2 separate regions of the Mus musculus genome follow, and region 1 is linked to region 2. The links are chromatin loops, found by intact Hi-C in ENCODE. Cell type or tissue: left cerebral cortex. All regions are shown on one strand. Links, peaks and the distances in the headings refer to the core of each region. The heading gives the core; the rest is flanking DNA.

What was found. Peaks named below come from ENCODE experiments on the same cell type or tissue, not always from the same donor. Only the 100,000 strongest peaks of a DNase experiment are listed, where the experiment ranks them.
Region 1: it touches region 2 in a loop (7-fold over the local background); 1 of 42 quality-filtered maps calls a loop at or near these places.

Annotation. Positions count from the first base shown.
Region 1 is chr17:34,999,830-35,002,728 of GRCm38, reverse strand. D17H6S56E-5 (DNA segment, Chr 17, human D6S56E 5) reads left to right here and starts at 1,983. Exons shown (of 2, transcript NM_033075.3): 1 at 1,983-2,562. The coding sequence starts at 2,556. It overlaps Vars (valyl-tRNA synthetase), which reads right to left and starts at 1,822. Exons shown (of 30, transcript NM_011690.3): 1 at 1,497-1,822; 2 at 899-1,317. The coding sequence starts at 1,285. In left cerebral cortex, for the core only: no CTCF peak of the experiment used is centred there; DNase peaks (open chromatin) are centred at 686, 1,092, 1,729 and 1,796; H3K4me3 peaks cover 2,036 bases; H3K27ac peaks cover 1,201 bases.
Region 2 is chr17:34,929,801-34,932,699 of GRCm38, reverse strand. Slc44a4 (solute carrier family 44, member 4) reads right to left here. Exons shown (of 21, transcript NM_023557.3): 21 at 2,264-2,585. The coding sequence ends at 2,464. Neu1 (neuraminidase 1) reads right to left here and starts at 1,447. Exons shown (of 6, transcript NM_010893.3): 1 at 1,153-1,447; 2 at 592-784; 3 at 1-134. The coding sequence starts at 1,293. In left cerebral cortex, for the core only: a CTCF peak has its summit at 1,558 (motif pointing left); DNase peaks (open chromatin) are centred at 848 and 1,462; H3K4me3 peaks cover 1,497 bases; H3K27ac peaks cover 816 bases.

The sequences.
Region 1 (2,899 bases), core at 146-2,645, 70 kb before region 2:
TCACAGAAACAATCTGGTGTGTCATCTGTCCTCTCCCTGCCTCTCCTTCAACTTCAAGCCTCCTCTGACTCCTCCCAGCAACTGTCATCTCTCCCCAGTCTTCCCTACAGTTCAACATAAAACCGCTCACATCCTGCATCCCTGTCACACTTGCCAACCAGGGCCTTGTCAACCTCACCTAAGCCAGTGGCCCGTGCGAAGTGGGAAACTCAATTGGGAAAATGTCCCCACCAGACTGGCCTGTGGGTAAGCGTGTGGGGACGTTTTCTTAACTAATGATTATGTGGAGGGCCAGTCCATTGTAGGGGATACCACCCCTGGCAAAGCAGCCCTGGACGGTATAAAAGAGCAGGCTGAACAAGCTGTGGAAAGTGAGCCAGAAAGTATCGGTCCTGCACGGCCTCTTTTTGTTTCTGCTTCCAGTCACTGGTCTGACTTCCTTCAGTGATGGAGAGCTGTAACCTGAAACAATTCCTTTCTTTCCCAAGGCGCTTTTGGTCATGTTGTTTTAAACATGGCAACAGAAACCCAAAGACAGACTTGGGAATGCTTGGCACACCAGTGCGTTCGTTCCGAGCCATTCAGTTAGAGCGAGACCTAATTTAAAGACACACACACACACACACACACACACACACACACACTCCAAACGTAGTGAAAACAGCAAAACCACGCTCCACTCCCGGGCGCTCATGTATCACACCCCCGGAGGAAGGAAGAGATTTCATCATCTTGCATTCTCAGACATAGAAGACCAAGGCTCGAGAAAAAGTGTTCCCAAAGTTACTACACCAGGTGGCAGGCAGAGATGCGACCGCCTGACAACCGACTTTTTTCGTGGGATTCTTCCCAATCCTGTTTGTGTAGTCAGAATTTCTCCCTTTTTCTTCCCTCTCACCTGGGGATCCTGACCAGGACCTCGAAGTCCCAGGGCAGGCAGGGTCGCCCCGCAGGCAGCGGGTATGAGCTCCGTGTCAGCATAACTGACCCACTGCTGGACCAGGACAGCTGCCCGGCTGCCCCCGGGTCCCCCCAGGCCTGCAGGCCACAACAGCTGAGCTACAGCCGGGGCCCCCCACACCCACAGGCCGCCAGGTCCCTGCTCCAGGGCGGGCAGGCGAGGCGGAGGGAATGGAGTCCGGCTGCTCGGGGGAGGCTGCAAGCAGATGCGGGGGTGAGGGCCTCCCCACCCGGGACCGTCACCAGCTTCCCCGTATCGGGCAGCGATGAGGGCTCGGAGGCTGGGGAAGGCGTCGGGGTGAGGAGAGACGTAGAGGATGGACATGGCTGTGCAGGGTCCGAACGCGGTGCAGTGACCTGAGGAGAGACCCGGCAGATTGAGGAGGGGACCTGAGCACGTGCTGCAAGGTACGCAGGCGCCCGGCCGGACCCTAGGCCTGGCCGAGCAGCCGCCAGCAGCGCCTAGAGGAGGAGGCGGGACCCCGATCGCCCGCCCCCTCGGGTTGGAGAGGGGAGGCCGCGCCGCGTGTACGTACTGAAGGCGGCGATCACACTCGGCCGGCTACGGCCGCGGCCCCACAGGGCGGCCGGGGTGGAGGTGGCGGGCAGCGGAGGCAGCTCTCCCGCTGCGGGAGAACGCGGCCGGGACAGCGGCACCCACGTGTCCCCCCCTTTGTGACAGCGCACGTTTCCGGACTCGGGTCCTCGCAGGGCTGCCGGGCCCCGCCTGTGCGTGCGCGATCCCGAGGGTCCGTGCGCGGCCCACCGCTGCCGGACGGGTCAAGCAGGGGCCAGAGTGGCTCGTGCAGCACGGAGACGGGAACCCGCGTGCCGGGACGAGCCTGGGTCTGGGTCAGGCGCCGCCGCGGGCAGCCCGTGGCCCTCGGGTCAGGCGCCGCCGCGGGCAGCCCGGGGTCTTCGTGTCTAGAGCGCGGGAAAACGAAAGCCCTAGTGTCTGGAGTGCGTGCTTGGTCCCAGGTTTCCGCCTTTTGCAGGGCGAGCTGCAGAATCTCGGGCTGCTCCAAGTGAAAGACCCCACCATAAGGCTTAGCAAGTTAGCTGCAGTAACGCCATTTTGCAAGGCATGATAAAGTACCAGAGCTGAGTTCTCAAAAGTTACAAGGAAGTTTAGTTAAAGAATAAGGCTGAATAATACCGGGACAGGGGCCAAACAGGATATCTGTGGTCAAGCACCTGGGCCCCGGCTCAGGGCCAAGAACAGATGGTACTCAGATAAAGCGAAACCAGCAACAGTTTCTGGAAAGTCCCACCTCAGTTTCAGGTTCCCCAAATGACCGGGAAATACCCCAAGCCTTATTTAAACTAACCAATCAGCTCGCTTCTCGCTTCTGTACCCGCGCTTTTTGCCCCCCAGCCCTAGCCCTATAAGAAGGGTAAGTACTCCACACTCGGCGCGCCAGTCATCCGATAGACTGAGTCGCCCGGGTACCCGTGTTCCCAATAAAGCCTTTTGCTGTTGCATCCGAATCGTGGCCTCGCTGATCCTTGGGAGGGTCTCCTCAGAGTGATTGACTACCCAGCTTGGGGGTCTTTCACAAGCAGTGCCTGGCTGCTGGGAGCTGTTGCTGTAGGGAATGAAAGGTTGGTAATTCCCTGGCGTTGGTAAATGCACCGTGCGTTCCGCGTCTCTTGCTTGTATTTATCTTATGCTTTTAGAAAGCGTACTGATGGGGTGTGCTCAAGGCCATGTCAGGCTTTTGGTAACGGAGTGCACCGCCAGTTCGCGGAAGATCCTCGGATCTAACCCAGGTAAAACAGGAAAGGGGCTCTAGGTGCTGAGCGCTCACTGCCTGACATGGAGTCACGTGAAGGAAGGGCAGGGGACCCAAAGGCAGAAGCACTCCAGCTGGTCTACTAAAGCTCAAACCTAGAGGGAAAACATAAGTTCGCAGTGCTTTTGAGAGGCCACTGCTAGCCT
Region 2 (2,899 bases), core at 138-2,637:
GACCTTGTGAGCACAGAGGGTATAGATAAGGAACACTATCCCTGTGTCTACATCGTTCACCACAGCGCCCAGGTTCAGGCCATCGGAGGCCTCCCCATCGTCTACGATGAAGGCTGTAGAGGACCACGTGCTACCTAGAAGAAGAAGAAAAAAAAAAGAGCAGAGAGAAAATTGTACGGGTTGTTGTTTACTTCCTGCCTCTCCCCGGGGACCTCAATGTGGCACCAGAACCATGTTTCTTCTTTCTCTGACATTATTTCCTGCTAATTCCCCTGAGACATAATTCTCATTTTCAGTACCTTGGTTCTTAGTTACAGAAACTATGGACAAAATTCATCCTCTGGTTTCCCTAACTCATTAGGGACTCAAGCCCCAAAGTTCTATCTCTGGGCTGAAGTCATCCTCTGCCCTGGCCTCGGATGCCAGGAGCAGGAAGATCGCTGTGAGCCCCTGACCCCAACCAGCCCAGCAGCTCAGTGGTCCCCGGGGTCTGCTCGGCTCTGCTCCATTGATGAAGGGAACCCCCAACTCCCTACCCCGATCACCCATACAACCCAGCACCCGCTCTTTCCACCCGGGAGCCTTTGTTACCCTGGTCCGTGGACCTCCTCATGGCGATGAACTTGGCCCCCTCATCGGATGCAGATTTTTTCCTGGCCTCAGCGAAGGCCAGGAGCGTGCCCCGAGGGGTGGCTGTGATGAGCGGGATGCGGAAAGTGTCTACAGAGCCGATCTGCTTCCCGCTCACCCACAGCAGCTGCTCCATGGTCACCAGCGGCTGCACCTGCGCAGAAGGACACCTCAATGCAGACAAGCTTCACGAGGTTTAAGGTACCTAAGACCGATAGGTACTGGCTCCAGCCAGGGTTCCCATGAGAGAGGGTAATGGGGAGCCTGAGTAGGGGTGAAGGGTGTCCTAGAACAAGAGGTGGGAGCCCAGAGGATAGTATGGGCCGAACCTGGAGGCTCCTGAGCAAGGAGAGGCTGCGAGGGGAGAAGGAACCTTCAGGGATGAGGGGCAGGACCCCATAACAGTTGAGCCAGGGGCCCAAGGAAGCAAAGGTGTTGGGAGGGGATGGAGGGGCAGGAGTGTCACGCGGAGGGATGGCCGAGCTGGGCAGTGGCCACCTCTGCAGGTGCAGCAAGGCTCACCAGGCTGAAGTCATCCTCTGCCCTGGCCTCGGATTCCGCCGCGGACACCAGGAGCAGGAAGATCGCTGCGAGCCCCTGACCCCGACGGCCCGCCCAATAGCTCAGCGGTCCCCGGGGTCTGGTCGGGTCTGCCCCCACCATAGCTCCCGGCGATCCCTGTCCAGGAACTGGTCACCGGTGGCAAGCCGTCAGCTGACCTCGGCCCTTTAAAAGCGCGCACGTCACTCCGACCCCTCCCCTTGGGGGCCGCAGCCCGCGCTGCCGCGACTCCAATTAGTCCATCAGCATGTGACCCAGAGGCGGCCCCAGTCTGTGTGAGCCTTTTGACTGGCTCTAACGCCAGAACGTGACGAAAGGGGCGGGGCGTGTTTTAAAGCAACCGGCGGCTATGAAAGGCACTGACCCCTTGTGGAAGAGACAGGTTAGGGATGGCATATGACTCAGTTGGTAGAGTACCTTCCTAGTTTGTATGAGTCCCTAGGGTTGGGAAGCCCCACTCCTAGCTGAGGAGATCTTGGCAGTTGATGGCTGCTAGGGGAGAGAAAGGCACTTTTCTTTAGGAGTGTGCCCATGGTACCCCACGTCCCAGTGGATGACCCCAATGCCCTTAAGCACATGACTAACACTGATTAGAATCACTAGGTTAAAAATAATAAGCAGCTGGGCGTGGTGGCGCACGCCTTTAATCCCAGCACTTGGGAGGCAGAGGTAGAGGCAGGCAAATTTCTGAGTTCGAGGCCAGCCTGGGCTACACAGAGAAACCCTGTCTTGAAAAGCTAAAAAAAAAAAAAAAAAAAAAAAGCGACGAATGAATGAAAAAAGAGCCACCCTCCTTCCTGAGTTCTAAGCCAGCCTGGTCTACAGAGTGAGTTCTAGGATAGCCAGGGCTACACAGAAAAATTCTGTCTCTAAACAGACACAGATAACTTGGAAATTCCAGTGCTCCTGCCTGTACCTCCCAAGTACCGATTACAGGCATGTGTCCCAGCCCTGCTTATGCTATAGACAGAATCCGGGGACCCTTCCATGCTAGGCAAACTCTACCAGCTGAGTTACACCCCAGTCTCCTGGCCTCAGTCACCGAACAAGTTTTTCTTACTGGGTATTGAATCGTGTGATAGCAATTTGGATTTTAATTAAAAAAAAAAAAAAAGGAAGCAAGTTTTCACTGAAAATAAAGCCATAAACTTATCAAGAATATAAAATATTAGTCTTTAATAAAATCTGTTTTCTACAAAATCGTGATTCTCAAGGCATTGACGGCAGGGCTTCTGTACAGGAGGGCTGCATTTCCAGGTCACGATGAGTCTCTCACTTCTTCCTGGTCTTTCCCCCTGTAGGTGCCTCATTCTTCTTGCCCAGAATCTTCAGGAGTGCCTTGGGCATGTAGTAAGGCCGCTCCTGGGAACCATCATTTCTCTCCAGGTCCTCGACTGAGAGGCAAAGTAGATCCGTCAGGGTGGATCCTGATAATGGCACCCCACTGTACCCCAAAATAATCTGGGGTGTATAAACCAAACATCCTGGTTTCCTGTCCGGGCCACTTCAGGCAGTTTGATACAACTTCCCTGGCTGGCTGTAGACCAGGCTGTATAACCTGTTTTTCTCACACAAAGTGGGATAAATAACTGTATATGTCATAGGGTGATAACAAGACAAAAAAAAAAAAAAATCACATGCCAGACCATCATGGTGGCTTTCTCTGTAATCCCGACATTTAGAATGTGGACATGGGAGGACTTAGACT